Regions from separate parts of the Homo sapiens genome. Here region 2 is linked to region 1. A link is an interaction called in ENCODE POLR2A ChIA-PET data of the cell type or tissue named here. Cell type or tissue: A673. All regions are shown on one strand. Links, peaks and the distances in the headings refer to the core of each region. The heading gives the core; the rest is flanking DNA. Region 1 has its middle 13 kb from the start of GJD4. Region 2 overlaps CCNY (cyclin Y).

Evidence for each region. ChIA-PET counts read pairs that join two places held together with the same protein. Peaks named below come from ENCODE experiments on the same cell type or tissue, not always from the same donor. Only the 100,000 strongest peaks of a DNase experiment are listed, where the experiment ranks them.
Region 2: POLR2A ChIA-PET joins it to region 1 with 16 read pairs; 3 of 35 experiments call an interaction of 5 or more read pairs at or near these places.

What each region holds. Positions count from the first base shown.
Region 1 is chr10:35,587,202-35,597,747 of GRCh38, reverse strand. No RefSeq gene overlaps it. Among named protein-coding and RNA genes, the nearest start is that of GJD4, 13 kb to the left of the region's middle. RefSeq lists an enhancer at 2,831-3,473. In A673, for the core only: no CTCF peak of the experiment used is centred there; DNase peaks (open chromatin) are centred at 2,077 and 2,417; H3K27ac peaks cover 2,263 bases.
Region 2 is chr10:35,512,882-35,523,427 of GRCh38, reverse strand. It overlaps CCNY (cyclin Y), which reads right to left. Exons shown (of 10, transcript NM_145012.6): 4 at 6,805-6,905. Among named protein-coding and RNA genes, the nearest start is that of GJD4, 87 kb to the left of the region's middle. RefSeq lists enhancers at 5,083-5,583, 5,584-6,084. In A673, for the core only: no CTCF peak of the experiment used is centred there; no DNase peak of the experiment used is centred there.

The sequences.
Region 1 (10,546 bases), core at 1,681-9,680:
CTTTGCACTCACTGCCCCTCAGCTGGAAGTCAGCTCCACTTCATCAACAGTAGAGAGAATACGCTGGGAAGAGGTCCGGCCAGTCTCAGTCCCCCACGGATCCTGAATCTTTTTCACTCAGTTGTGAAACAGGGATAATCAAAGCTCCTACTTCTCAGGGTTGTAAGAGAATGAAACGAACTAACAAGTGTAAACTGCCCAGCACAGCAGAAACATCCGATAAATAGTAGGAAGAATTCGGTTTGCTTCGTATGTTTCTTTTTTTTTTTTTTTTTCTGAGACGGAGTCTCACTCTGTCACCAGGCTGGAGTGCAGTGGCATGATCTCGGCTCACTGCAACCTCCGCGTCCCAGGTTCAAGCAATTCTCCTGCCTCAGCCTCCCGAGTAGCTGGGACTACAGGCACACGCCACCACGCCCAGCTAATTTTTTTATTTTTAGTAGAGATGAGGTTTCACCATGTTGGCCAGGATGGTCTCAATCTCTTGACCTCATGATCTGCCCGCCTCGGCCTCCCAAAGTGCTGGGATTACAGGTGTGAGCCACCACGCCTGGCCTTCTTCTTGTCGTTCATACTTCTTTCACATGGTCCATTTTTTGTGTGTGTACAGGGCTGGCCTTTTTTGGCATGGCCAACCAACTGGAGTGGTTCTTTCTCTTTGCTCAGTGAATGAAGCAGTCACAACACACCAGAGGCTATTTCTCATGTCTCGAACCCTTCCTGATTCAACGTTCCCTGGCATGGGATGTTCACTGTCAACCATTCGGTCCTGACCTCTCTGTGTCCACAGCCCTTTCCAAAGCCTAGGGCTCCCGATGGCCAGACATTTGTCCAAATCTTAATTATCTGCAAAAGTGTGTTGCACTATTTCTCTGATGGAACAGATTCCATGACCCGCTGAGGCCTTCCAAGAGCACAGCTCCCCAGCAATCAGTGGCAGCACCCCTGAATGGAGGGTGCTTGTCCCACGAGCGCTAACACCCACAGGCAATGCACTGCCAGCCGGAGTTCTTCTGTGCTTTGCAACCAGCATTTCACAAATGGCAGCACTGTATGTTTGCAGGGAGGTCCTCTCTGCTTGGAAGCAGTGCAGGCTTTGCTTTTTCAAAATTTTAAGTTATCGTGTTTTATTCTCTTTGTTGTATATACCATTGAAGAAGTTAGTCTTTTTAAATTGACACATGATAATTGTACATAGTTATGAGTACAGTGTGATGTTCCAATACACGTATAGACTGTGTAATGATCAAATTGGGATAATTAGCATATCCAGCATCTCAAATACTTACCATTTCTTTGTGATGGGAACATTCAAAATCCTCTCCTCTAGCTATTTTGAAATATAGAACACATTATTGTTAACTATGTCACCCCACTATGTGACAGCACATGAGGACTTATTAAGAAAGCTTTCTTCTTACATTCTTTTTTTCTAAGTAGTAAAAGTAGATGGAGGAGGCCAGGCCCGATGGCTCACACCTGTAATCCCAGCACTTTGGGAGGCCGAGGCAGGCAGATCACCTGAGGTCAGGAGTTCGAGACCAGCCTGGCCAACATGGTGAAACCCCATCTCTATGAAAAATATGAAAATTAGCTGGGCACGGTGGTGCCCACCTGTAATCCCAGCTACTTGGGAGGCTGAGGCAGGAAAATCGTCTGAACCTGGGAGGCGGAGGTTGCAGTGAGCCAAGATCATGCCACTGCGCTCCAGCCTGGGTGACAGAGTGAGACTCTTTCTCAAAAAAAAAAAAAAAAAGTAAATGATTGTTTTCCTTCCCTTCTGGATAACAGGCAGGCAGCTTACGGACCCTGGGTAGGGCCTCCTGCCTCAACACACCTATGCCTCTTGTCTAACATCAAATATTAAATACTTGAGGTCTTCTGGCTTTTAAGGGTGATAAAAATTAAAATCTCTGGGAGAGGCAACTCACTACGTCTTATCAGTCATCTTTACTATGGTGTGAGTTAGAAACACTGCTCCTGGAAGCAGGCCTTTCTGTGAAGGTAAGGGCCTGGGGTGGAGAAGGGGGCCAATGGGATGTCACGGATATTTTCCCATGCTGCAGAGCTCCAGCATCACACAGAGCAAGGCCAAATTCAGGATTAGTGAGTCCTCATATCGACCTCCTGTTCATTTTTACGTTTTAGACAATAACTGAAAGAAGGAAGGAAAGGGAAAGAAAGAGAGAGAGAGGAAGGAAGGGAGGGAGGGAGGAAGGAAGGAAGGAGGGAAGGAAGGAAGGAAGGAAGGAAGGAAGGAAGGAAGGAAGGGAAGGAAGGAAGGAAGGGAAGGAAGGAAGGGCGGGAGGGAGGGAAGGAAGGAAGGGTTGGGGGAAGGGAGGGAGGGAAGGAAGGAAGGAAAGAAGGAAGGAAGCAGGGAGGGAGGGAGAAAAGAGGAGAGGAAGGAAGAGAAGAGAGGAAGGGAGGGGAGGGAACAGAGATACAGGCAGCTGTGATCATGGTGACTTCAGCATCAGATGATTAGTCTTGTTAAGAGAGAGGAACTAGTCCACGTTTTCCCTCTGTGTGTTCTCTTTGTTCTCTGCCGTGAAATATTAGAAGAGGGAATGAAGGAATTCAATCCATTTTAAAACTCACAACTGTTAGATGCCAACCCTCCAAACATTCACAGCCACTTTGATTCAGGACGAGGTTTGTTCCAAATGCGGATATATTCAGAAGGGCCAGACAGTAGTGTCTTGAAGCACAGGCGACAGCTAATTTATCTCTGAGCTAATGTCCCACCCTGTGGGACAATTTGTTTTGTTTGGTTTGGTTTGGTTTTTTAGAGACAGGGTCTTCCTCTGCCGCCTATCATCACTCAGGCTGGAGTGCAGTAGCCCAATCACAGCTCACTGCAGCCTCAAGCTCCTGAGCTGAAGCAATCTGCCTGCCTTAGCCTGAGTAGCTGGGACCACAGGCACACACATCACCATGCCTTGCTAATTTACTTATTTATTTTTGTAGAATAGGGGTCTCACTATGTTACCCAGGCTGGTCATGAACTCCTGGCCTCAAGCAATCCTCGTTTGGCCTCCCAGAGTGCTGGGATTACAGGTGTGAGCCACTGCGCCCAGCTGCACCAGCAATTTGAAAGACAGGTGATCTCGGGAGGTCTTTTTAATTCAAATTTTCTCTTAAGGAACACAAATGAAAGGAAGGTAGGGTACATTCCATTTTGTTTGCTGCAATGCAGTGGCTATGGCCTGGATCTCCACGGAAACCAGCAATGCAATTACCAAGCTCTATTTCCAGATGAAAGCAAAGACAAACAACAAAGTAGGAAAATTAAGTATGAGAAAAACGGACAACAGCTTCAAATCGACTGGGTGAAGGGACAGAGTTGGATCTGGTGGCACCACTGTCGTAAGGATCACTTTTATACCCATGAGTGTGATCTGGGTCCCCCGTGAGCCACCAACCCTGGTGGGTGCACATGCACTTCACTTCTGTGTTCGATGGTCAAGGCCACCCAGCCGGTGAGGGGAAAAACTGGGCCTGACATGGACGCTCCCCACCCCATATGCCACAGAAGTGTGACGGCCTCAGCCTAAAGAGGACCCATTCTGTGAGGCAGCTACAGGAGAAAATGGAAGGAGCCTTTTGCTTTTGCTTTTCTGTTGTTCTGTTTTTCACTTCCCTAAAGGAAGGAATGAGAGTTTATTATTGAGTGTTTCTGAAAAGGAATGAGAGTGGCCTTCAACAATAACACACTGAGCATCTGCAGTGTGCCGGACAATGTGTCGGGACTGCGAACAGGTAAGACGCAGGCTTTCCCCTGTAGGAGAGGGAGGCAGTTGAGTGTACTTCCAACAGCAAGAACAGTGACCAGCTTCCCATGTCCCCAGAGGCAGAAGACATGGCCGCATAACAATAGTGAATAGTAAGGTCTATAATAGAGTATGAAGAGAGCAAGAAGGAGACAACTAGGGCTGTTTTCCTTCTTGAAGTATTAGCGCTTAGCCTTACAAAGGTTGAGGGAGCTGCATAGTCATCCCTGCTAGTCCAAGTGTCTACATGCCCCCCACGCTAGGGTCTGCCGGAACCCACGGAATTGGAAATCTAGTGGAAACTCATGTTAACGTTACAGAAGACCTCCTTTGGGGTTCCAGTTAGGCTTGTCCCACAGTGGCCACCCCGTTTTTCTACCCATTCTCCAAGCAAGTGGTGAGCTATGAGTGCACTCACACGATGAAGAATGGTATTTGCATTACACACACACGCCTGTGGGTGAGGTAAGTTAGAGAGAAGAAAATAAGTCTCTGTGAGATTTCACAACTGCCTAACACCACGCAGGCTGTAGATGACAAGGCTGGGATTCTATCCCAATTGATTTGACTCCGAAGTCCATATTCTTCCCACTTGACACAAAGAAGCCACTGGGAGACCCAGGGAGAGCGTCATGGAGAAGCTCTCATTGTCAGGCAAGACTATAAGAGACAATCTTTGAGAAGTTGCTTCTCCTTTCTGGAACAAGCTAAGATCTACAGCAGGCATGCTGGCAAGCAACTTCAATCTTTCTTGGAAAGAGCTGGCATAAGAAAACTCAACGGATGATTAAAAGGCAACACAGAGCCCTTCTTGTTAGCTCAGTTTGGGTTTATGAAAAGACTCTGTTAGGGTAATCCATTCTAATCCCAACACTACCTCCAGGCAATTTCCTTGGGAAATGGGACTGAATTTTAAAAGATTAAATGTGTGTATATAAAGCATATATATAAATGATTTTCCCAAGGGGTGGCTCCTCTCTCATCCTAAGTGAGGCCTTGCTGGCTTAACTATAACGAGTGCGAATCACCCTGAACACTAATCCTTTTCCTTTTTCAAGACGTATTCTTCATAATGTGAGCGCACTCATAGCTCACTACTTGCCTGAAGAATGGTAGAAAGTGGGGTGGCAGCTGCAGTATAAGCCTAACTGGAACCCCAAAGGAGATCGCTAGTCCCATGTCTTCTGTAATGTTAACAATGAATCTCCACTAGATTTCCAATTCTGTGGGTTCCGGTGGACCCTAGGAGGGGCTTATGTAGACACTTGAACATAGCAGGGATGACTAAGCAGCTACCTCAAACTTTGTAAGGCTAAGCACTAATACTTCAAGATGGAAAACAGCCAACAAGAGCTTAATGATTTATTGGATTCAAAAATGGAGAGGCAAACATTTAAGGAAAATACAACATGACACATGTCTTTTAATCTTTTAATCTCTGTGCGTGTGTTCTGTATTTCAACCCTATTTGAGCTTCTTAAGACCAATGTCGAATCTGTTAAAGTGTTTTCCTGTCACCTAGGTTAATGCCCAAGGATAGTGTACTTAATAAATTTATGTTGATAAAAATCACCTTGCAAATATCTGTGTGGAATTTTTCTTTTTAATTTAAAACAGTAGATATAGATGTTATTTCCTGATTGGCCGGTTTTATGTATTTTGAAGTTTTGTTATCAGGTGCGTACGTATTAAGATTTGCATGGCTTCTTGATGAATTGACCTTTTTATCATTATGAAATGTCCCTCTTCATCTCTAGTAATATTTCTTATCCTGAAGTATATTTTTCTGAATCAATGTAATGATTCCACTCATTATATTTGTTTTCTTTTAAATCCTTTACCATATTTAGAATAACTGGTCTAAAGTTCCTCATCTGTAAATTCCATCATCTAGATCTATTATTTCTGAATCTATTTATACTGACTGATTTCTTTCCTTATTATGGGTCACATTTTCTTGTTTCTTAATCTGTCTAGTTGTTTTTATTGCATGCTGAACATTATATGTGTTATGTTGTTGAATGTCTTGATTTTATCTTCCTTTAAACAGTGTTAAATTTTGGTTTGGCAGGCAGTTAAGTTGTTTGTGTATTACTTTGGTCTTTCCCAGGCTAATTTTAAGCTTTGTTAAAACGGGTCTAATTTAGCCCTACTATCAGGGTTTTATATTTCCTGAGTCTTGACTGAATTTCTCAGGTGTTTAAGAAGATCTCCCAACTGTAGCTAGTCAGAACTTAAATATCTCCTTGCCCTGTGTGAGACTTAGAATTGTTCAGCTTAAAGCTTCCACTCAAAGCTGTTCATTTCCTGACTTAGAAAGTTCCATGCTTTGCATGCACAGTTTAATATTCAGCCCAAGACTCAAGAGGACTTCGACGTAGATTTCTGGAGTTCTGCATAGCTTCCTCCTCTCTGTGTCTCGCCCTACACACCTCAGCTGTGCCAACCTCCCTAATCTCTGATCTGTGGCTTCTCAACTCAGTGAGACCCCTCTGCCCTACCTGGATACTTCCTGGATGCCATTCAAAAAGTGCCTCCAGGTAAAAGCTCAAACTATCATAGGACTTACTTCATTTCTTTCCATTGTGTCAGAGAGCATGATCCTTTGCTGCCTGTTTTCAATAGCCGAACATTATTGCTTCCCATATTTTGTCTAGTTTTTTAAGTTATTTGCAGTGGGACGTCTAGTCCAGTACTATTTATTCTATCTTGGCCATGAGCAGAAACCTCTGCCTGATCATCTGCATCAACCTCGATCCCAGTTTACCTTTACCCTGGGGATGCAGAGATATAGTAAGATACTTCCTCCCATGAATCTGTAATCTGTCTTTGCTATATGAAGATGTGTGCTTGCCTCTCTGCAAGCAACCTGAAATAAAATATTCTAACCAGGCCATGAAAATGATAAAGTCAACCTGGACATGATCATGTATGGGGCAGATTGTGTACACTTAGGAAAGAAACAAAAATGAAAAGTAAGAGAAAGGAAGAGCTGGAAAACCAAGGAGAAGAGAAGGAAGAAGAAAAAAAAATCACAAAAACAATAATGCCATGATCTGAATGTTTATGTGCTCCCCAAATCCATATGTTGAAATCCTAACCCCCAAGGTGATGTGATATGAGGAGGTGGGGCCTTTGGGAGGTGATCAGGTCATGAGGGTGGGGCACTTATGAATGGGATTGGTGCCCTTATCAAAGAAGCTCTGGAGAGCTGCCCTGCCTCTTCTGCCATGTGAGGACACAGCAAGAAGTTGCTGGGTCTAGGAACCACGAAACACCCTCACCAGACACTGAATCTGCTGATGCTTTGACTTTGGACTTCCCAGCCCCCAGAACTGTGAGAAGTAAATTTCTGTTGCTTATAAGTCACCCAGTTCATGGTATTTATTAAATAGCAGCCTGAATGAACTAGGACAAAGAACAGACATGGAAAATGAACTAGAATTTTAACTCTCCATGACTTAAGTTTTACAAAAGAATAAGACTCTGCTTCCAGCCCTGTGGCTCTCCAGAAATGCTGTGGGCATTGAGACATGGATTAGAAATAGAAACCAAAATATTTCTGTTTTCATTCATTGAGTTTTCTCCCATTTGCAAGGAAAAGCATGCTTATGATAAGAAATCCTTATACTAGCAAGAGTAAACTATTGCTTTTCTCAGTGACAAAGGTTGTTTTGTTCTATTTTTTTTTAATCTTGCATGCCATACTGTTTATTACCTCCCATTTTCAATTATTATTATTATTATTATTATTATTATTATTATTTTGACAGGATCTTGCTCTGTCACCCAGGCTGGAGTGCCATGGTGCAATCATGGCTCACCGCAGACCCAATCTCTTGGGCTCAAGCAATCCACTTGCCTCAGCCTCCTGAGTAGCTGGGACCATAGGCACGTGCCACCATGCCTGGCTAATTTTTAAAATTTGTGTCGAAATGGGGTCTTGCTATGTTGCCCAGGCTGGTCTCAAACTCCTGGGCTCAAGAAATCCTCCTGCCTCAGCCTCCCAAAGTGCTGGGATTACAGGCGTGAGCCATCACAGCCAGCCTGCCTTCTATTTTTCAATAAATAAACTATAAACTTGGGGCTCTCAGCCTTTACAGGTGAGGAAACATCTTGGTAATTCAACACCTAATTCTCCCCCATGCCTGAAATTCCTCTCACAATGCAGGCATTACACCCCTGTCTCTGTGAGAGACGTCATGAGGCACAGAGAATAAAACCCCTCACCATGTCTTCTGTAATGAGGGTAACATACTGTCCATTTCTTTATGAAGAATCCCCTCTCTTCCCTTCAGATTGCAAATCAAAACTTGATGGCCTCCTATGATTGTGAAAATATTTTAACTTAACAACTGAAACAAATATAAAGTTCTCAAAGGAAGCAGTGAATTTTGGCACTGGAATGAAAGTAGGTATAGAGTGCTGGAGAGTCCAAAGAGTTGAGCCTGTTTCTAAAGCTGGGCCGGGTGCAGTGGCTCACACCTGCAATCCCAACACTTAGGGAGGCTGAGACTGGAGGATCACTTGAGCCCAGGAGTTTGACAGCAGCCTGTGCAACATGGCAAAGCTCCACCTCTACAAAAAATACAAATAAAAAGAAATTAGCCAGTGTGGTGGTGCATGCTTGTCATCTCAGCTACTCAGGAGGCTGAGGTGGGAGGATCACTTGAGCCCAGGAGGTCGAGGCTACAGTGAGCCATGATCATGCCATTGCATTCCAGCCTGGGTGACAGAGCAAGACTCTGTCTTAAACAACAAACAAACAAAAACAAAAACAAAAAACAGCAACAACAACAAAAATAAAATACTTGAGCTGAGCTGATTGATACAGCTACTGCACTGTAGCTCCATTAGCTTCTGCAGCAAAATGCCTTCCTCTGTGCAGTTTATGACATCAATAAATAATTGACCCTAAAAGCAACAGGTGTGGAGTTCTTCCTTCTATTTCTAACTTCTTACTTAGCTGTTAAAAAACAAAACCCATGCTGTTGCCAGAGTGATCAAAAACAGAAGGTCTTTTTCTGACAAAAGACAGATGGGTTGAAATTAACTGTGCCTTTGTTTATGTCATTTTGGTTTTGGCTCAGTTTGTTGTTGTTGTTTTTTAAGCTCTTATTCAATGAAAGCCTTAGCAATGAACTGAAACAGGATGGAAATTGCAGGGCATTTCTACCATTTCTCAGGAACAACCAAACTCTAAAAGCAGTTGCTTTCTGTTTCTCTCTCTTTTCTGTTAAATTGGATACTGAGGCAAACCAGGAGCTGAAGATATCCAAAGTTCTCTCAGAGTACAGCACTTTCAATATGGCCATTGGGAGCCATTATTTAAGGGAGCAAGGACAGGATATGCATGAGCTTCTGACAGTAACTACACAGATATGCTTCTTCTCTTTGGAGCTGAGAGGAGAAAAGGATGGTTTCGGGCAAGAATTCCTTTCAGCCCCCACAGGAGGTCATTTTCTGTTCCTGCACTTACAGCTCCATCCACCATTTTCCTTAGTGTAAGGGGGGGCAGCTCAGAAGGAGTTAACAGCAACTTGGGAGGCTGAAGCAGGAGGATTGCTTGAGCCCAGAGTTCAAGACCAGCCTGGGCAACATAGCAAGACCTCCATCTCTACAAAAAATAGAAAAACAAGTTAGCCAGGCGTGGTAGTACATGCCTGTAGTCCCAGCTACTCAGGAGGCTGAGGCAGGAGGATTGCTTGAGCTCAGGGGTTCAAGGCTGCAGTGAGCTATGACCATGCCACTGTACTCCAATCTGGGCAACAGAGGGAGAACTTGTCTCTTAGGAAAAAAAAATGTGGTAACACTCGCTGATTCTGGGGCTGGTAGCAGATACAGGAGCCAGTCGAGACCTGAGGGGTGGGGTGTGTGTCCTGATCCACACACTCACAATGAGGATGTGCCCAGAGCCAGGGTGGGCCTGGGCCTGCTGTTGGGTGGAGCCCTAACTAGGAATGGTCCTGGGACCTCAAGGAGCCCTGCACGCCGGGCCACATTGTACTGGGCCCCATCTTCCTTCATGTGAGCCTTGCCTTCTTTCTGTTCCCTGACTGCCACTCTAAAGTGCAACCTAGAGAGGGAGACAGCTCAGATGACCTTAGCTATGACAACACCAGCAACTGACAGAGATGGAGAGGGAGGGGTGTTCTCTTCAGATGGAGAGGTACATGCAGAAAGAAAACCACATGGCTGGCTGGGTGCAGTGGCTCAAGCCTATAATCCCAGCCCTTTGGGAGGCCAAGGCAGGTGGATCACCTGAGGTCAGGAGTTCAAGACCAGCCTTGGCCAACATGGTGAAACCCCATCTCTACTAAAAATACAAAAAATTAGCTGGGTGTGGTGGTGGGCACCTGTAATCGCAGCTACTCGGGAGGCTAAGGCAGGAGAATTGCTTGAACCTGGGAGGTAGAGGTTGCAGTGAGCCTACATCGTGCCACTGCACTCCAGCCTGGGCAACAGAGTGAGACTCCATCTCAAAAAAAAAAAAAAGAAAAGAAAAGAAAAAGAAAACCACATGGCCACGGCCACCTAAGTATTTGTAGTCTCAGGAGAGAGGACAGAGAGAGAGAGAGAGAGAGAGAGAGAGAGAGAGAGAGAGAGAGAGAGAGAGAGAGAGACAGACAGAACTCCCAGACAGAACTGGTTGATTCAGAGAGGACTTCGGAAATCACTGGCTTGACTCCTTCAGACATCAAGAGCAAAAATGAAGCTGAGAAAAGTGCTGTAGGCTGAACAAGTCCCCCCAACATTCATCTGCTAACGTCCTAACC
Region 2 (10,546 bases), core at 1,164-9,163, 74 kb after region 1:
AACTGAATCAGGCCCAGGCTTGTAGCTTCACTCTACACACAGTCTCTTTTGTCAAACCTGAGGCTGGAATCACCCCAAAAACGCATCTCTGCCCCACTGCGCCCCCTTTTAATTAGGCAGTAAGATGGCCTGAGACAGTGGGCCAAGTGGAAATGAAGGTCCTTTCATATCTTTGTGGCTCTACAAAGGTCTGCAATATTTCAACTGCTTGCAGCTGTGTCTTTTGTCAAATACGGCTGTTGGAAAAACCAGCTTCACCCGACTAGACCATGTTCAGGACTTTTATGGTGTCCCCTGGTTCCTGGACTTTCTGTTGGTTGACAACCTATCCTCTGGGAATTGTAGGTGTTTTAGAACCTTTTGGGTAGCCTTTTTTAAAAGACTCAAACCTGTGTAAGTCAGTGACATATTATCTATACAATGTTTTAGGCGACCTGCAAGGCATTCACCCGAACAGCCAGGTCTCTGGCCATCAAGCCAAGGCAGTAGTGGGGTTTTGTGAGCACCCCTGGAGGAAAACCTGAAGGGTCCACTGGGGGCCTCACCGGTGAAGGCAAACATGTCCTGGGACTCTGGGTCTAAGGGTATGTTCAAGAAAGTTTTGTTATAGGACAATCTTTCATATTCCTAAACAAGCAGTTAGTCTTTTGGGGCTAACATTTGGGACCGCAGCATGTGTGGCCAGAGTCACCTTAGTTTTTGGTAATCAACCATCATCCTTCGGGTGCTGTTACATTTTTGCATCGGCCACACAGAGCTGTTGTATGGGTTCTGTGTAGGATGCACAATCCTCACCCTCTTTAGTTTTGGAGTAGCTGCTGTTACCTTTCTGAGTCTTCCTGGGAGACGTGTATCTATACAATCTATCTTGGGTGGGGTCACATACTGACTCTCATTTGGCCTCCCCCTGGAGTGTGGCTCTTATTGCCCTTGCCCAGAGATGGAATTTGTCTGCGTTCCTCTAAAGGCAGCTCCCAGGAGAATGTTTCTCCCCAAACTGTGTTTTGAGACTGATATGTAGACCCACAGTGGGGTAAGAGGAGCATGTCTAATTTGTAACAGGAGGCGTGCTCATCTCGCAAAGGCAGGTGGATGGATCTCTGGATCCACATTTATAAGTCAGGGGCCCAGAAACTGTGAGGATCAGCAGGCATGGAGTACGCTCAGCCCTGGAGCCACCAGAGTCAAAACTCTTTGTTTAGAGGGAACCAATGAATGGCACCACATTGAAGAAAACTTTGCTTTCTTGTCAGTGTAGAGGTGGCGGTGCTCACCACCTTCTGTCCTTGGGTTTTTTTCTAGAGGCAGTGCCCAGGGTTTAGGATTAACCCTAGTGGTAAACTGGCGCTCTGGCTTTAGGGACTTTTAAAAGTCTAAGGAGAATTGTACTGGGCTGTCTATTTTGTTTTTGGACCTGTCTTTAGAAGGTCTTGTCAAATTTGGCTCCTTGACACCCGTTTTGTTGGATCTCCCTTTTTTTCTGGTCTCTTTTCAGGTTCCCTTGTTTTTGCAGCACTCCTCAGCTTAGCTGTGCCGGTCATTGTTTTTACTTCCCCTATTTCAGCCACGAAGCCCCATCCAAGGGACCTAAGATGGGAAACAGTGTCCTTCCATCCAGGTGGAGCAGTCTTGAGGGGCTTACCGTGCATGCTGGCAGTGAACGGGGTGCCATCCGGCCCCTGGAAAGCAGGGGCATAGATAGCCACCCTCACTGTCAATCTGTGCAACAAAGCCTGTGCCTTGTTTATAGGCTTCTATGGTGAAGGACCCCAAGGCATATCCCCTTCGCAGGGCCAGAACGATCCAGTCTCTCAGAGAACAGCCCAGGAGCCATGTAGGTGCTGTCCGACGGAGGAGTGCTGTGACACTGCTAATTTTTTCTGCCTCACCTCCAGACAGAACCAGTGTCTACCCTACCAGACAAGTGCCTAAGGCCTCCTTTAGTTTCTGCCCAGAGTGGCTAACCAGATCAATTAACCCTGGCGAGCCACAGAGTTAACCGGCTCTTACCACCCTTATCAAATCCAAGTTTACCAGGCCAAAGAGCGGTCAAGGCACTCTGATTATCGGTTAGGACACAGAAAGAACTCAGGGGACCTGGGGGACCCGGAGTGCCCAACTTCAGAGGCTTGGTCAGCTCTGCCAAGACCTCAGAAAATGGTGCAGTTTCACCAAGGAAGGGCCAGAGCCCTATCAGGGAACAAAACATTTGGACTATAGGGTTTGCTCAGCAGCTTTTGCCACATAGCTGGGGAGGAAGTAAATGCTATTTTCTTGCACAAGAAAACAAAATGGATTTGTGACTTTTGGCACTTCATTTGTCTTCTTACCCAGAGCTAAATTAGCAATGTATATGACAATCCTAAAACCTTTGAAGGGCAAGAGGGGGTGAGTTCTAGCAGCACAGTGGGGCTGAGCCATAGACAGGGCTGTGACGGGCATTAGCTGTTCCCTGGCCCTGGAGGCCAAGGACCCTGATGGTATGGCCAAGTGCGCAAAGGGGCTCCCCACCACCCTCCGCTCTTTTCTTTGATCATCATCTTATGCTTGTCAGAGGACTTGGTGGGGAGGGGTTGGCTGCAGAGGCACAAAGTGTGGCTGACAAACTCTAAATTCATACCACAGCTGTTGGCATTTAGGGGAAAAATAGGAAAATCAAGTTCTCAAAATAAAAAATTATGTCTACAGAAAGAGTGAGCACTGAATGAGTACCCAACTTTTTTATAGCTTTTCTTTCACTGTTAGATTAGCATTCAACCCTCCACCCATCCCCAGCTAGAATTTGCAAATACGTTTATTTCTGGCAATCCCCACTTTACAGGTGGATTATTTTCCAAAAATCAGCTTATAAATCGCTGTTTAGAACCTAGGGCATTCTTCTCACAGTTACAACCTTGTAACTGGATTTCAGATAGCAACTCTGGCCCATAAATGCTCACTTATGCCCACCATGAAGCTGAACTACAATATTAATGATTGTGTTATCAGTTTTAATGTCTGGAGTAGGGTGCAAGAGGACCTGGGTTAACGGGAGGCAAAGAAAGCAAAAAAGAAAATAGGAGTTTTCTTTGGACAGGAGTAGGGCAAGATGTAGGCAAAATTTTAGAATGGGATGGCATGTGGATTTCACAACTTCCTATCTTTTTCACTACTCTTCCTTCTGAGTATCCCTTTCCTCTCATATTGTCAACCCTCTAGCTGAAGAACTCAACTGGACCTGCTAATGTCTCTAAATGTTTTTGACTCTTTAGCTACACCAAGTGTGAGATGCTGGTATTTCCAGGGAAGGATTCTGATGGCTCTACTTCAGTTGGTCCCACCCTGCCCAGCTCCCAGTGTGCATTTTAAAAAGAGGATACTTTTGGCTGGGCACTGTGGCTGACGCCTATAATCTCAGCACTTTGGGAGGCCAAGGTGGGTAGATTGCTTGAGCCCAGCCTACGCAACAAGGTGAAACAAATGTCTCTACAAAAAATGCAAAAATTAGCTGGCCATGGTAGTGTGTACCTGTAATCCCAGCTACTCGGAAGGCTAAGGCGGGAGGATCTCTTGAGCCTGGGAGGCGGAGTTACAGTGAGCTGAGATCATGCCACTGCACTCCAGCCTGGGGACAGAGATCCTGTCTCAAAAAAAAAAAAAAAAAAAAAAAAAGAAAAGAAAAGAAAAAGAAGATACTTTTTAAAGCAACTGAATTACAGACTGAAGAAGTTTCAGATGTGTGCAGTGCAGAGACCATGTCTTCGGATCAGGGAAGCCCAGAATCTACACTGAAGTCTCATAGCTTGTTCCTACTCTTCAGCTTCTCTGTTCTCTACATTCTAACCCGCAGTTCATTTAAAAGTGGCAGGGGGACATTGGTGGGGGAGGGGAGGGTAGCTGTCCACTTCCATCTGGGGTCTTCAACTTTGGCTGCCTGTGAGACTCTCCTGGGGAGGTTTAAAAATCCAGATACTCACAGTATGCCTCAGCCAGATTCAATCAAGATCTGTTAAAAATCCAGACACCCAGAGAATGCCTCAGCCAGATTCAATCAAGATCTGTTAAAAATCCAGATACCCACAGTATACCTCAGCCAGATTCAATCAAGATCTGTTAAAAATCCAGATACCCAGAGAATGCCTCAGCCAGATTCAATCAAGATCTGTTAAAAATCCAGATACTCACAGTATACCTCAGCCAGATTCAATCAAGAGCTGTTACAAATCCAAATACCCACAGTATGCCTCAGCCAGATTCAATCAAGATCTGTTAAAAATCCAGATACTCACAGTATACCTCAGCCAAATTCAATCAAGATCTGTTAAAAATCCAGATACTCACAGCATACCTCAGCCAGATTCAATCAAGATCTGTTAAAAATCCAGATACTCACAATATACCTCAGCCAGATTCAATCAAGAGCTGTTACAAATCCAAATACCCACAGTATGCCTCAGCCAGATTCAATCAAGATCTGTTAAAAATCCAGATACCCACAGTATACCTCAGCCAGATTCAATCAAGATCTGTTAAAAATCCAGATACCCAGAGAATGCCTCAGCCAGATTCAATCAAGATCTGTTAAAAATCCAGATACTCACAGCATACCTCAGCCAGATTCAATCAAGATCTGTTAAAAATCCAGATACTCACAATTTACCTCAGCCAGATTCAATCAAGAGCTGTTACAAATCCAAATACCCACAGTATGCCTCAGCCAGATTCAATCAAGAGCTGTTAAAAATCCAGATACCCACAGTATACCTCAGCCAGATTCAATCAAGATCTGTTAAAAATCCAGATACCCAGAGAATGCCTCAGCCAGATTCAATCAAGATCTGTTAAAAATCCAGATACTCACAGCATACCTCAGCCAGATTCAATCAAGATCTGTTAAAAATCCAGATACTCACAATTTACCTCAGCCAGATTCAATCAAGAGCTGTTACACATCCAAATAACCACAGTATGCCTCAGCCAGATTCAATCAAGAGCTGTTAAAAATCCAGATACCCACAGTATACCTCAGCCAGATTCAATCAAAGTCTGTTAAAAGTCCAGATACCCACAGTATGCCTCAGCCAGATTCAATCAAGATCTGTAAGGAGACCTCAATCATCAGTGTGTTTTTAAGCTCCCAGGTGACTCCTAGGTGCAGCCAGGGCCAGAAACAGTGATTTACACAGACAACATATTTCTAACTTAGGTGTTTGTGCCTCCTAGAGTTGACCGATGAACTATCAAATTGTCACACAGTTCTCTCACTAGGCTCCTAAGTGTCTGTGTCACAGCCAGTGGCAATTTTAAGTGGTCCAAGGATGAAAGTGTTGAGCAACTAAGACAGAGCCACCTGTGAATCCCAAGAGCTCCCGCTGCCCCAGGATGGGAAACTGTGCTACTCTGCCCTGGCTTCCAATGAGAGGAGTCCAGGATTAAAGGGAAGTTAGCAGCTTCTGTTCTGGGCTCCTCAGAGATTGAGCAGAAGCCAACAGTCATGTGGTACACAGATCTTCAGGGCTTTCCACTTCTCTCCGCGAGTCCTAATAACCTAATCTGGAAAATACTTCCAAAGGTACTGCACACCCCATTTCCCCTCAGTAAACCACAGCCCAAGGGTAAACGTGGCTCAGGCAAGGGCATGCGTGGTGGAGCTAAGACAGAGCTCTGTGAGTGCTGCCAGTGTGAGTTTATGCCCACTAGTCACTTCCCGTGCACTCCGGTGCTGAGGAAGTAAGGAAGAGGCTGCATTGCCACTTAGATCCTGGAAGCACGGAACCTGACAAGCGCAGTGCCAACAGGCAGCCTCTACCCAAGCGGCCTTGTCCTCCACCTTCTGCCTAGAGCAGACACTGACTACAGATGGCTATAGTCCTCACTGCCTGACTCATCATCACATGTGGTCATACTCAGAACAGGGCTTCTAGGCCTGAAAACCTGGCCCACTGAAATGGACGAATACTCCTTATTTAAAATTTAAACACTTATTTCATATGCTGACATGTATTGTGAAATGTGTGCTTTCTGAAACAAGTATAGAGATAAAATTCAGATTTTTTAAAACTGAGCTGCTGACCACAGGCCCAAGCACATCAGGTTCTCTATAGTACTTGCCAAGGGTCATTATTACCATAATGCTAGTGGTACAATAAAGGAAAAACCAGTGTTCCCTCCCTCTTTAAAGTACGGAAACTGAAGCACCGTAAGGGAAAGAAGTTTATCCCAAGACTCCCCCTTCCTTCCTCCCTTATAAACTCCATTTAAAAATATGGAATTAAAGGCCCCACAGAAAGGATCCCACCCACGTTCTCTTTGTTGGTGAGAGAGCCATGGTCAGAACTCAGATCTCCAGACCCCAGGCAAGTGTACCTTCACTAGGCCAGGCAGGCTTTCTACTGGAGCCCCGGGTCTCCAACTGGGAACATAGGAGTCTCATTTTATTTAGAAGGTAAAAAGTTAGTGGAGTTATGCCAGGATGGCTTCAATAAAAAGTGCAAGGGTAGAAAGCATGAACAAAAATAAAAAATATATTTTAAGTAATCTACATTTAAAATACTTTAAGATTCTGGTCTTTTAATGTAAATAGTACTATGTAAAAATATTTCAATACCCCACACTTAACTACCAAAATCATTTTTTAAAAAGATTTCCTGAATTATCAGTGCTACCCCTACTCCCACCCATCCAATCTTATCACTCCCAGACCCCACAACCAACCAGCTTAGCTGTCAGGTTAAGGAACAGAAAAAGCATTCAGTTAAGTAAAAAAAAAAAAAAAAAAAAAAAAAAAGGAAGGAAGGAAGGAAGGAAATAAATCCATATACCCACCATTTAATTGTATACTTGAGGTTTGGTTGACTGACTGTGCTATCATCTAGGAAAATGGTGGAGCAGGAACTGTATTTCCTTGCTATTTGTCCTGGAGGATGCTAGAAAACAACAGCAAGAAGATTAAGGCAATTACACAGGGCTCAGAATTCTTCCAAGAAACATCACCCCCGCTTAACTTGAGATAAGACCACAGAGGAAAAATGTCTTAGCAAGAAATGTCAACATTACCACCAAGAACAGTACAAAAACACTTTATTCATAAAATGAACTTCCTTGCTCTTCCATATATAAAAGTCACCAGGACCACACCTAGTCCCTAACTTCCTGCATCAGGAGAACAGTAAACTCTTGCAATCAAGCATCAAAAAGCATGTTTCAGAGTCCACAAAAATCACCTGCCCCATGGCTTGTATGAAACATGGGATCTACTAAACTAACAAAAGCCTGCAATTTAGATGGTGGCCTGGTTTTACGCACTAAGATCAAGACAAGTGTCCACTGTACCCACTTTCCTTACTCTTGAAATACAGTTGATTTAGGGGCCATGGAAAATGCAGCCAATGTTAATTTAGAATCTCCTGGTTAATCTGCTTGAATTTCAGCAGGTAAAGTTATAATGAAAAAATATTGCTTTGTTAAGGACAAAGTAAGTTTTAAAGGGGAAGATTATCTGATACTTTTGAAAATACAACCAATGAATGACCTTTAGATAGTTCTTTGTGTGGTCTTATGACAGGTTCTTTCATAACTGTACAACTTTTGGGCTCTTTGGAGAACTTTAGAACAGAATTCCTTCTAGAAGGTACTGGTGAAGTAAATAGAATTTATAGCACACACTGATGACACCTAGTTGAACACTAAATAGATTTCTGGCAACAATCGGGCAATATGATTAGTACACATCAATCTGGATAGTTCCTGATCAAAAGCAAACTAGAAAAAAAGTTAAATTATGCAAACAAGTTTCCACGTGCCTGATGCTATGTTGAATGTCTAAGTGTCATTTTCAGCAACAAAAAAACTTAATAATCCCTTGGGGATCACAATGTCTTCTGCCTGACCTGCCCGCCTGCAACACACCCTGGGTGTACACAGTTCACAAATTTAGTAAAGGAAGCCTCAACGTTAGAGACCAAATGCCCTGTTCAATATCTTAAAATTTATTTCTCATTTAATAAGGTTTCCTCAGTAATAAAGTAAGGAAAATGTGAGGCAGTCTGAGAAATATATAAACAATGTTATAAACAGAATCTCTTCTCAAAACTAGATAACAAATGATACTAGTTACTTCTTTGGGGTTCCAATTTCTTAAATCACAGTTAGCACTGCGCTGCTGAAGCATCCTGACCCTCGGAGCCCTAGTCTCACATCAACAGCAAACAGGTTAGAAGGAAAGAACCACAACCAGGAAAATTCAGAAGCTGAGGCCTCTCCCCAGGGTTCTTTCCTTAGGCTTACACTCTCAAGTGCCTATGTGGGGACAGGGCATAGAGAACGCTTGTGAAATTCAAGTCTGAAGTCAAATGTCAGTTTTCACATGGCATTTAACATCTATCAAATGAATCACATTTCATTAAGAAAATCCAGACATTTAAACCAATTCTCTTCCTCTTTTTAAACTCTTGTAGAATCACATGTAAGTCACAGAAGACGCACTAAAGCCTCAGACTCTAATAACAGCTATTACCATAGGTGATAAACTAAAAATGCTTAAGGAATTTTTCCTACAGATGTAAAATCTACTACAAACAAAAAATCTATGTTTAACACAGATACCATATTTAACATTAAAAGTCAGTAATTAATTAAATTTTTTCTGGTGTTAATAAACTTTTAGAGATATGGGATAACTTTAGAAATCCCAACAATGAAGGAAAAGGACAATAATATTTCATTTGTGTTTCTTGTGGGTTTCAATTGTTTCCTCTGATGCAAACTCCTTCCAGATTAAAATGTAACAGGGCTTGCAAAGAATAAATGGTTTCCCTAAGAAAATATAAGCCACAAAGTCAGGGAAAGAAGAGTGATGCACGGGGTCATGGGAACCCTCAGAATACAGAGAATGTCCCATCATAATCTAGGAAGTAACCTTTGTGAGTTGACAGGGAGGGCACCACCCCTCTGTGTGCACCATCCCTAAGGTTCAGAGGGTTAACTCAAAGCCAGCCACACAAAGGGACCCTGCCCTGGCCTGAGGACTGCCCCACCTGCGGGTCTGAGCACCCCAGAACTAAGGGCTGATCTGCCAAAGCCCTCGATCCCAGGGGGATGCCAACCCAGCTTTTAAACTATTTAATAACTTCGAAACTGAATAAAGATCCCAAGTATTGAGTTATAAAGATTTTAGTTTCAGAGTATCTCAACACTCTAAAGACCATTTAGGCACTAAGTCATTTATTGACTGTCAGGACTACAAGACTCATAGAATGTGAACTTCTCTTGATCTGAACCCCACATCACTAAAAAGCCGAAATAGCTGTAATCCTTCTACTAGAAATGCTCTTGACCCCAGGGTTGTCTCTGTTTTTTTTTTTTTTTTTTTTTTGAACTGGTCCTCTCAGGGTGTGGTGGAGGAAAGTACAACACCTCCTGCTGTGTGGTACCATCCAACAACTGACTGATGCTCGGCCTCTGGAAGCAGCAGAGGTGTATCACTCACAGAACAGAGCATTCTAATTCGATAGTTTTCATAAGCACACGTGTGTCAGGTAGTTCTCAGTGTCACTCAAAATATTTTTGTTAATGTATTGCTCCATGATTCTGAAACACTGGTATGCTTGTACATGTGCGTGCACATGCACACACAGACCCTCCCACTTAGGTTCCCATCTTTGCTAGTAAATGACACAGCAAAGTGATGTGCTGGAGAAACAGCAGGGCATGACTCTTGGTAGTTAATCTGACTTGGACATAACTAGCTGCGTGGCCTGGGCAAGTTACCTGGCCTCCCTCTCTGCCCCTCAGTTTCCTCAGCTGTAAAACAGAGATGAAAATGACAGACCCTACCTCATGGGTCTATCAGAAGGAGTGCATGAATTAGTATTTGTAAAGCACCTTGAGCAGGGCGAGTGTGTGGGAAGCACCTGCAGGTAATCGTTAAGTAGAAACTGCGTTAAACAGGTCAAAAAAGCAACAGGGATGTTCTTTATGCCTAATGCCTGCAACATTTTGGAAAACCATAAAAGGAAATGTCTAAGGCAATGTTTTACTTGCAAAGGATGGGCATCACCCTATAAACAATTTAGAAAGATTGTCCCAAATACAGTAAGTGTCTTGGTGAGAGCGCAGATACTACAGAGTTAACCACGAACTGCTTAGAAGGGGAGCCTGATGAGTGAGAAGCCCAATTATGAATTATTCTAAAGAAATAAAATTTATATCTTTGAAATAATGTGAACCTTACAGATTAAGCTATGAATATGCAGAATAATCGAATTTTAGAGCTAGACTGAAGCAAGGTCATTTAGTCCATGTATTCACACAATGTCTATAGTACAAAATATGATTTACATCAAGGTCCATTAATATACAAAAATTGTTGAATGATATATTTAAGAAGATTTTATTGAAGAGTTATCATGTGTCCCAAATAATGAGATTATCCCCTTAGATAATTCCAATACTGATGTCTGTCAGATACAAAGATACATGGATACACACATGTACATGCACACACAAACATACGATCAAAGCGCAGGATGATGAGGAGGAGGAAGCAGGGATAAGACTTCCACTGGAC